Linked DNA regions of Homo sapiens: region 2 is linked to region 1. A link is an interaction called in ENCODE POLR2A ChIA-PET data of the cell type or tissue named here. Cell type or tissue: Panc1. All regions are shown on one strand. Each heading gives the region's core, and the rest is flanking DNA. Links, peaks and the distances in the headings are about the cores only.

Region 1 (5,379 bases), core at 241-5,240:
CTTATGGAACTTTCACTGATTTCAAATAGCCTACACTGTTACTAGATCTATATGTATTATTTATGTCCTTAGAAAGTTAGAGATTTCAGAGGCTAAAGATATCATCTAATCCAACTCTATGCTTTACTGACAAGAAAACTAGCTCAAAGAAGTTAGTTTACTCCTAGCCACCCAGCTAGTATTATGCTGGCCTAGTGTCATAGTTAGGTCTTCTGGAGCTAAGCTCAGTTCTCTTCCTTCTGTATCGGGGGCAGCTTGGGTTACTGCATATCGAAATCACAAAAAGCAGATTGAGGCTTCTTCAGAGTGTTCTACTTACGTGAGCCCAGAGGGAGAAGGAGAAAGCAAATTGGAGGCTCTGAGTGGTTAGCCCTTTAGTAATAAAGAACCGGTGTTGGGCCAGGTGCGGTGGCTCACGCCTGTAATCCCAGCACTTTGGGAGGCCGAGGCGGGTGGATCACAAGGTCAGGAGTTTGAGACCAGCCTGGCCAACATGGTGAAACCCCGTCTCTACTAAAGATACAAAACATTAGCTGGGCGTGGTGGCACACGCCTGTAATCCCAGCTACTCGGGAGGCTGAGGCAGGAGAATCACTTGAACCCAGGAGGTGGAGGTTGCAGTGAGCCGAGATTGCGCCATTGCACTCCAGCCTGGGTGACAGGGAGAGACTCGGTCTCAAAAAAAAAAAAAAAAAAAAAAGACCTGGTGTTGTTTTCTGCATTATAGGAATGATGCCAGTGGTAAAAAAAAAAATCACGCAGCTTGGTTTCAGGGATGATGATGACCTCATCAGCACTACAACAGCCACCACTATCTCCAGCCTACAGCCCCCGCCTGAAGCCCTCACACTACTTCCTTGTATAACATCATAGGAGAGAAGTAAAGACAGCATTAAGGATCGGGGGAAGGGAACTTTACTGCTGCTGTTGTAAGAAACTGGAGAAAGGCAGACGAGAGGTGTGGGAAATAGGCGAGGCCAGGACCCAGCAGGACCACCTCAGAGGCGGACTTGGGGACAGTCACCTCCCAGGCGGCAAGTGGAAACCGGAGTCAGAACCTGAGCCAGGTAGATTTGCTCATCTAAGATCCAACAATAACATGGATTTGTAGGTCAATCAGCTTTGCTCTAAAACTCTAAAGAGGTTCTACATTGTTACCTCATTTAATCCTCAACAACCTTGAAATTTAGGTATCTGTTTTTTTATATAACGAGAGATGAAGAAGCCCAGATTTAGAGATGCCAAATGACTTGAGCAGCTACAGAAGTTCAATTCTCTTTCCCCTGTTTCCTTAGTGTTTTTTTTTTGAGACAAAGTCTCACTGTTGTGCAGGCTGGAGTGCCATGGCACAAATTCAGCTCGCTGCAACCTCCGCCTCCCAGGTACAAGTGATTCTCATTCCTCAGCCTCCTACTGATGCGTAGCTGGAACTACAGGCATGCGATACCATGCCTGGCTAATTTTTGTATTTTTAGTAGAGACAGGGTTTCGCTATGTTGGCCAGGCTGGTCTTGAACTCCTGACCTCAAGTAATCCACCAGCATCAGCCTCCTAGAGTGCTGGAATTACAGATGTCAGTCACCGCGCCCAGCTCCCCAGTGGTTCTAAAATATCTCCCAATGCAATGTAAAAAATGCATCAATTTTTTAAAATTCCAAACATGGGAGTGTAAGACTCTGGAGCAGAGTTAAGGGAAATGTGCCTGGAAAGGGAAATAAAGCCCAAGGGCAAGTATGAACCTGTCATTGAGAGTAAAAAGGATGAGAGGCCAAGGGCAATGGCTCATGCCTATAATCCCAGCACTTTGGGAGGCTGAGGCGGGAGGATCACTTGAGCCCAGGAGTTTGAGACTAGCCCCGGCAACATAGAGAGACCCTGTCTGTACAAAAATTTTTTTTTTGAGACGGAGTTTCGCTTTTGTTGCCCAGGCTGGAGTGCATGATGCGATATCGGCTCACTGCAACCTCTGCCTTCCGGGTTCAAGCAATTCTCCTGCCTCAGTCTCCCGAGTAGCTGAGATCACAGGCACGCACCACCACACCTGGCTGATTTTGTATTTTTAGTAGAGATGGGGTTTCTCTATGTTGGTCAGGCTGGTCTTGAACTCCCGACCTCAGGTGATCCCCATGCCTTGGCCTCCCAAAGTGCTGGGATAACAAGCGTGAGCCACTGCGCCCAGCCTGTACATTTTTTTTTTTTTAAATTAGCCAAGTGTGGTGGTGTGCACCTGTAGTCCCAGCTACTCAGGAGGCTGAGGTGGGAGGATCACTTGAGCCTGGGATGGTGAGGCTGCTGTGAACTATGATTGTCCAGCCTGGACAAGTGAAACCTTGTCTCAAAAAAAAAAAAGGGTAAGAGCTCAACTTTTCGAAAAAATACCCATGCTATCTGACCTACCACCCTGGCTTAGTAAAGGGTACTGCCATTATGTTTCTAGCTCAGAGTTCTCAATCCACTGCCAAAGCCTCAGTTACTATCACCCAAACCTGTTATCCAGGTGTCAACTTCATGGACAGAATATGTTGCACTTAGCAGCTGCATTACGACAACAGAGTTCCCCGGAACTGAATTGTTGTTACTTCCAGCATTAGACGCAGGCATTAATTTACATATACCTGCATACACATCACTGTAAACGTGCCTGAGTCCAGCTTCTCCTTTTGCAGAGAGATTTGATAGCCCCTGGATGTGGATGCAGGGCTTCACACCTGATGCCTGGGATGATCATCCATAACGCACAATGTGGAAAATGCCCTTCCAGGAAACCAGGCTGCTGTGTGTGAACCTAGTGAGCAAGCATAGAAACAGGAAGGCTGAGATTAGAGCCTGCTCTACAGCGTTTTGATGTTTCCTGAGCCACTGCTGAGGCTCTGAGAGCTGATCAAAGGTACCTCTGCAGGCTCAAATTAACACAGAGTTGGTGAATCAGGCCAGCACCTGCCTGCAAATAGCAGCATATTTCACCAAATCAGGTTAATCTTTTCATCAAGGCAGGAGGTGGCAATCCTTTCATAAAACCTTCACAAGTTAAGTTTATTCCTGTTGTACCTTAGCTTTCTGAAGGAAAAGTAATGAATGGCCTGTTCAATTTTCTTCCCTTGGAGGTACGTATTTATTTTAAAGCTGATCTTTACCTCATGGTGTATACCATTGAAGACCTCCAGCCCTAAAGAACTTGCCTTGTTTCAAAAATGGTGGAGGTTTTGGGGTTGAAAGAGAAGAATGGGAAGGCATTGTCATAAATCTTCACTTTCCTTTTAATGCAGGTGGGATTTATAACTTCAAGTATTTGTATAAGAGCAGTACCTCACCTCTGTTTGGGGAAATATAGCTAAAAAGCCATAATTTTTGCAGAGAGAAAGCAGAAAGGCGCAGCACAGAGTAAACTATAGCCACTGGATAGATCTAAAGATTCTAACAGAGCTCAAATAAAAAACAGAAACTAACTTAAAAAAAAAAAAAAAGGTACTAGCCTAAGGCTGCAGGCTCAGAAAACCGATACCTACAAAGGGAAATGAAATGCATCGAATAATAGATTAAGTGTTAATACTTACGCAGAGAAGCTTCAAAACAGATTTCTTGCCTTGGAGGAGTTCATTATTTCAGGCATTGGCTAGTCATAAGACTTAGGAAACCAAGAGGATGTGTCAGATCCTGCAAGTCTCTCCAAGAAGCAGATGTGGTCACAAGGAAATGGAATGGGGGAGGGGAGGGAGGAATTCGAGAGAGCAGAAAAATAAGTTGAGATATTTGGAAAATAGAGCTTGCATATGATTATCTGCCAAAGCAACCCCCAAATTTTTATTGAACAGTATAATAAAAATGGAGACAGTTCCAAGTTGTTTCATTTCGGGGATAGGGTGTGGAAAGAGTGTGAGCAAACAGAATCACCCCATGACTGGGGGCCCCATTACAGCTGGTAACCACAGACAAGCTGAACTTTGAAGAGTGTCAGTTTCCTCAGCTACACAATGGGAATAACACGTCCCATTAGGGTTGTGAGGACTAAATATGTATATGTGGTATTCAACAAATACAATAATAATATAATAGATAATAATTTAATATAAGGTGTTTGATAAGTACATCTTTTCCTTCTCAAATTAATCCAACACTTTCACTTCAATACTGGGTTTACAGATGATACCAGAAAATAACACTATAATGGAAAGAGCTATTGTTATTTATCTATTTGTTTTTGAGATGGAGTCTCATTCTTGCCCAGGCTGGAATGCAGTGGCGTGATCTCCTCTCACTGCAACCTCCGCCTCCCAAGTCCAGGCGATCCTCCTGCTTCAGCCTCCCAAGTAGCTGGGATTACAGGCATGCACCACCATGCTCTGCTAATCTTTGTATTTTTAGTAGAGATGGGGTTTCACCATGTTGGCCAGGCTGGTCTCGAACTCCTAGCCTCAAGTGATCTGCCCACCTTGGCCTCTCAAAGCCCTGGGATTACAGATGTGAGCCATCACGCCTGGCTGGGCTATTTTTTTGTTTAAGTTTCTTACTTTTATTTTTTCAATTAACAAAAGTATATATTTATGGTATACAACATGGTGTTTTGATATGTGTATACATTGTGAAATGACTGAATCAAGCTGTTAATTAGAGAATTTAAAATAAATGATGTTCTAGATTGTGTAGATTTATTGTACAAGCAGGCTAGGGGAAAAAATGTTTTGTTCGTTTTGTTTTGTTTTGTTTTGTTTTGAGACAGAGTCTCGCTCTGTCGCCCAGGCTGGAGTGCAGTGGCGCGATCTCGGCTCACTGCAAGCTCTGCCTCCCAGGTTCACGCCATTCTCCTGCCTCAGCCTCCCGAGTAGCTGGGACTACAGGTGCCCGCTACCACGCCCGGCTAATTTTTTGTATTTTTAGTAGAGATGGGGTTTCACCGTGTTAACCAGGATGGTCTCGATCTCCTGACCTCGTGATCCGCTGGCCTCGGCCTCCCCAAGTGCTGGGATTACAGGCGTGAGCCACAGCACCCGGCCAATGTTTTGGTTTTTTTTTTGAGACAGTGCCTTGCTCTGTTGCCCATGCTGGAGTGCAGTGGCGCAACCACGGCTCACTGCAGCCTCAAACTCCTGGGCTCTAGCAATCCTCCTGCCTCAGCCTCCCAAGTAGTTGGGACTAAAGGTGCACACCACCATGCCTGGCTAATTTTTAATTTTTTTGTAGAGACAAGATCTCGCTATGCTGCCCAGACTGGTAAGCCCCCACGCTCAGCTGGGAAAAGATGTTGACTAATGTAATACACTTGGGCTTTTCACAGAATCATTCAAGTAAATCAAATTTCAAAATGAAAATCAGGCTAGGCACAGTGGCTCACACTTGTAATCCCAGCACTTTGGGAAGCCGAGGCAGAAGGATTGCTTGAGC
Region 2 (5,379 bases), core at 202-5,201, 320 kb before region 1:
GAGGATGCTGCACCACTGGCTTTGAAGATGTAAGAAAGGGCCACAGCCAAGAAATATAGACTGCCTCTAGGAGGGAAAAAAGGCTGAAGGAAGCCAGCACACTTTACCCCAAAATATGACTGAACTACAGAAGTAGCCTCAAAGTCCTCAAGGTCTCTCTGACCTGCTCCCCTGCTCCCTTTCAATCCTCTGTTTCTCCTAAGGCATAGGGCGAAGCTTTTCTTCGGTATTCTCTTATCCACCTGGGAACCAGACCCCAAAGAGAACCACAGTTGCCTTCCACCTCCCATCCCTGTAAATCTCATTCGCTATCTCAGAAAAGAACACTGAGGATGCAAACCCACCTGGACAGACCTTTTCACAAGACAATACCTCCCAGGTTCATTCAAAATCCAAATTCCATTTACAAGTTAATTTCTGTCTTCTAGGCCCATTCATTCTCCCTAATGATCATTTACTGCCCCTCAAAAGAATGGTCTACATTCCCCCATGTCCCCCTCCCCTAGGCAGAAGGCTTTATAAGATCTGTACTCCACTGAGTTATTGAGTACTCATTCTCCTGCAATTCTCCCATGCTATGCACATTAGAATAAATGTTGCATGCCTTTTTTTCTATTAATCTGCTTTTTGTCAGCCAGTTTTTCAGTGAACCTTCAGAGGGCGAAGGGGATGTTTTCCTTGGGCCCCTACAAAGCAAAGGAACAGGCTGTCCCCTCCAGCATCCGTAAGCAACTCAGCCCTGCTGAGACCTTGACTGCAGCCCTTAAGACCCATTCCAGCCTTCCAGCCTCCAGAACTGTAAGATAATAACTCTGTGGGTTTTCTAAGCCTCTAAGCTTGTGGTAATTTGTTACAGCAGCAACAGGAAACTAATACAGCCTGTTCTTCAAAACTACTTCCATCAGTGGGAGCACAAATGAAGTGAATGAATGCACAACTGCTGCATAGATTATTTAAAAACATATGAGAAGGGAAGCAGTCATTATTTTTCAGTCTGTAAAGTAAGGTGGATTTTTTTTAAAGGGAGAAGTACCTGGGTTTTCATTTTACAAACCCAGAAAAGGCCTTGCAGCAGGAGCGTGGTTGTATGATACAGGGAGCAGCAAGAAGGCCAGTGGCTGGCAGCAGGAGGACAAGGGACAAGGGGTAGAAGACGAGGCCAGGGAGGCAGCCAGAGCCCTGTCACCTGCATGTTTACAGGTTTCACTTGAATTTTAGAACCAATTCTAGAGATTATCTTTGTTTTCTCAATACAGTTTTTAACAAAATAAAATTCTGGCAGCGCCTTTTCCCCAAGGCTCTCGCTCATTGCACTGGATCCAGACTGGGCCTGGAACGTCCCCCTTTTTTCCTCGTCAGGAGCAGTTCTGTGTGGGCACCCCAGGAGCATCGCGGGCGCAGAGCCGGGCAGGGATCCGGCCGTCATCAAGAGGCCTAATCAGAGAACGCACTGACATTGTGGGTGGGTTGCCGTTGATTGGGAGAAAATGTCTTCAGCATTTGGACACCTGAACAGAGGAGTAAAAATAGATTCTCCAGGATTCTTAAAAAATAACACATACACGGCAGACCCAAGTCATTCCAGAGACTATAACAGCTTACGAAAAAGAAGAAGAAAACGGAAAACAAACCTTGATAGAAAAGAAGGCTAGGATAGAGGTTGGTGAGTACCCGGCCCCCAGGTTGTTGCTACACATCGAGACCCAACAACTAGGGGGGGTCCAAGAAAGAAGCAGCCGAGATGAGGTGCCTTGTGCGCCTAAACAGGCCAACTCGGGGGAGCCTAGGATGCAGCACACAGGAACAAACAATGGCTTGGGGGCTGACACTTCTCCCTTCATCGGCCTCCCACTTACACATGGATTTGCAAACATACACACAAACACAATTTGTTTCTTTACACTCTAGTCTGTGCAATGACTTCCATTGTAGACAAAAGACCTCATGCTCAAATTTGGAAATTATGCTTTTGTTGGACACACAAGATCAGCATACAGAGAGAAAAATGAGCCCACCAGCCAGGGGCCAGGAGCAAAAAGCAGACAAAAAGCAGATTAATTTAAGCACTTTACCTCAGTGCTTAAACATCGGTTTCACTTATGAGGACACATAAGATTCTCACCACCACCAGTATTACCCCTCTCGAAATCGCTGTGGCATCCATAGAAAGGGAAAAGCCTTATATTCACATGTAAGCAACTTCCAAAGGATATTGCTTTTTGTAGTAACCACTTTATTTAGATATAATGCACATACTATATAACACACCCATTTTTTAAGTGTACGATGCAATGGTTTTTTGTATCTTCACAGCTGTGCACCACCACTATCAATTTTAGAACATTTTCAGCACCCACAAATCCCCATGCCTATTGGTAGTCATGCCCCATTTCCCTCCAGCCCTCCCCACAGCCCCAGATAGCTCCATTCTACTTTGTCTCTATGGATTTGCCCATTCTGGACATTTTGCACATGTGACCCTTTCTTTCATTTAGCATAATGTTTTCAAGGTTAATCCATGTTGTAGCATGCATTAGTAGTTCATTTCTTTTTAGAGCTGCATAGTATTTTACTGTGTGGAAAACCCACATTTTATTTATTCATCCATCAGTTGATGAACTTTGGATTGTTTCACTTTTGGCTATCATGAGTAATGCTCCTATGAACATATGTGTACAGGTTTTTATGTGGGCATATGTTTTCATTCCTCCCAAGTATATAGCTAGGAGCAGAATTGCTGGTTCATATACTAACTTCATTTATAACCTTCTGAGGAGCTGCCAGACTGTTTTCCAAAGTGGCTGTACCCTTTTTCTTCCCACTAGATGTGTATAAGCGCTCCAATTTCTCCACATCCTGGACAACATATTCTTATCTATCCATTTTTATTGTAGTTGTCTTAGAAGGTGTGAAGTAGTAATTCACTGTGGTTTTGATTTGCATTGCTCAAATGACTAACCATTTGAGAATCTTTGTATATGCTTGTTGGTCACTTGTATATTTTCTTTGGAGAAATATCTATTCAAATTTTTTACCCATTTTGATTGAGGTATTTGTCTTTGAATAATTGAGTTGTAGGAGTTGTTTATATATTCTAGATATAAGTTCTTTATCAGAGATATGGTTTGCAAAAATTTTCTCCCATTCTTTGGATTGTCTTTTCAATTTCTTGAGGTGTCCTTTGACTCACAAAAATTTTTAATTTTGGTGAAGTCCAACATTTAAAAAACAAGAAAAGTCATAATAATTGAGGTCAAAGGCATTTTAAAAGACATTCAAATATAAGTTTGAAAAGATGGGAAGTCACGTTCTTATTTAAAAGAACAAAGAGGAATTGTGCATTGAAGGTCTGTAAAGATGTTTGATAGCTCATCAGTACAGTGAAAACATTTTGGTGGACTTTGGTGAGTCATTGCCATTGCATTTTCTTCCCCCTACCCAGAAAAACTTGGGCCATTCTAAAGGGATTTGGCGTCTCCCTTGAGTTCTTCTGATTTATGCATCATCAACACCTGCAAAGTCTCTCTTCACATGATTAGTCTTTGTTTTGTGCCGAATGCTTCATACTTTAAATCTTGGACCAAGGCCGGGCTCAGTGGCTCACGCCTGTAATCCCAACACTTTGGGAGGCCAAGACAGGCGGATCACTTGAGGTCAGGAGTTCGAGACCAGCCTGACCAACATGGTGAAACCCCGTCTCTACTAAAAATACAAAAATTAGCCAGGCGTGGTGGCACGTACCTGTAATCCCAGCTACTCTAGAAGCTGAGGCAGGAGAATTGCTTGAACCCAGGAGGCGGAGGTCACAGTGAGCCGAGATTGCACCACTGCACTCCAGCCTGGACAACAGAACAAGGCTCTGTCCAAAAAAAAAAAAAAATCTTAGAGCAAAAGTGAACTTTAATGATCATTGAGGCATTCTTTGTGTCTCCACACCAAGATGGTCATTGGGAACAGCTTGGAATACTGTTCCAAGCTTGGAATACTGTTCCAAGCTTGGAATAGAATCTCCCGTAGAGTTTTTAAACAACAAAAAAACAACAATAACAACAACAAGGATAGCTGTATTTTAATCAAATCAAGCATGTTTAATCAAATGTAGCGGTGTGTACCTTGTACCTAGATGAGAAGTAGTTGAATCCATCAAGAAAAGATCTGAACTTGTTGAATTTATAAGAATTTGAACAGCAATATGTTTTTAAAATTTCTACTTTATTTAATGGTATATAATATGTAAATATAGATCAAAATTTGTAAATGCCCTTTGAAAATATAAATTATCCTTTGCTCCCAGCAGGTCCCCTTACGGGTATCTCTGCTGTAGACAATCTTATCTAAGGACACAAACATATACACACAAGGTACAAAATTGAAAGCTGCTGGCTCACGCCTATAATCCCAGCACTTTGGGAGGCTGAGACGGGCAGATCACAAAGTCAGGAGCTTGAGACCAGCCTGGCCAACATGGTGAAACCCCATCTCTATTAAAAATACAAAAAAAATTAGCCGGCATGGTGGCAGGTGCCTGCAGTCCCAGCTACTCGGGAGGCTGAGGCAGGAGAATAGCTTGAACCCAGGAAGGCGGAGGTTGCAGTGAGCCAAGATCGCACCACTGCCCTCCAGCCTGGGCAACAGGAGCAAGACTGTATCTCAAAAAAAAAAAAAAAAATTGAAAGCTGCTACAATTTCTGTCCATTAGTAGGAAAATATTAAGTAAATCATGAAATATTCATGCTATGGGATACTGTGCAACTGCTAAAAATAATGAGGGCCTCTGAATGAACTGACATAAAAAATGTACAAGATAAATTATCTATTAAAAAACAAGATACATAATATCATATGTCTGGTATCTCACACCTTTAACAATCACATATTTAAAAATAAACATTGGGCCAGGCAGAGTGGCTCATGCCTGCAACCCCAGCACTTTGAAAGGCCAAGGCAGGAGGGTCACTTAAGCCCAGGGGTTCAAGACCGGCCTGGGAAACATAACAAGACCGACCACATCTCTACAAAAAACGTTTTTAAAAATTTTTTTTAATTAGCTGGGCATGGAGGTGCATGTCTGTAGTCCTAGCTACTTGGGAGACTGAAGTGAGAGGATCACTTGAGCCCAGGAATTCGAGGTTGCAGTGAGCCAGTGAGCTAAGATTGCACCACTGCACTCCTGGTGGGCAACATATAGCATGACCCTGTCTCTAAAAAATATATAAATAAATCCTTTTCCATATTGATATTGATATTATAAAGTAGGAGAAATACATGAAAGGATCTTGTGGCAGACAGAATAATAGCCTGCAAAGATATCCACATCTTAATGCCGGAACCTGTGAATATGTTACATGGCAAGGAAGAATTAAGATTCCAGTTGGAATT

What was found. Peaks named below come from ENCODE experiments on the same cell type or tissue, not always from the same donor. Only the 100,000 strongest peaks of a DNase experiment are listed, where the experiment ranks them.
Region 2: POLR2A ChIA-PET joins it to region 1 with 6 read pairs; 3 of 35 experiments call an interaction of 5 or more read pairs at or near these places.

Annotation. Positions count from the first base shown.
Region 1 is chr18:3,464,533-3,469,911 of GRCh38, reverse strand. It overlaps GAPLINC (gastric adenocarcinoma associated, positive CD44 regulator, long intergenic non-coding RNA), which reads right to left and starts at 3,662. Exons shown (of 3, transcript NR_110429.1): 1 at 3,555-3,662; 2 at 2,616-2,785. All of the region lies in intron 2 of LOC105371965 (a long non-coding RNA gene), which reads left to right. RefSeq lists enhancers at 1-774, 2,472-3,159. In Panc1, for the core only: no CTCF peak of the experiment used is centred there; no DNase peak of the experiment used is centred there; H3K27ac peaks cover 4,195 bases.
Region 2 is chr18:3,780,642-3,786,020 of GRCh38, reverse strand. The region is part of intron 5 of DLGAP1 (DLG associated protein 1); the gene reads left to right. Among named protein-coding and RNA genes, the nearest start is that of DLGAP1-AS3, 95 kb to the left of the region's middle. In Panc1, for the core only: no CTCF peak of the experiment used is centred there; no DNase peak of the experiment used is centred there.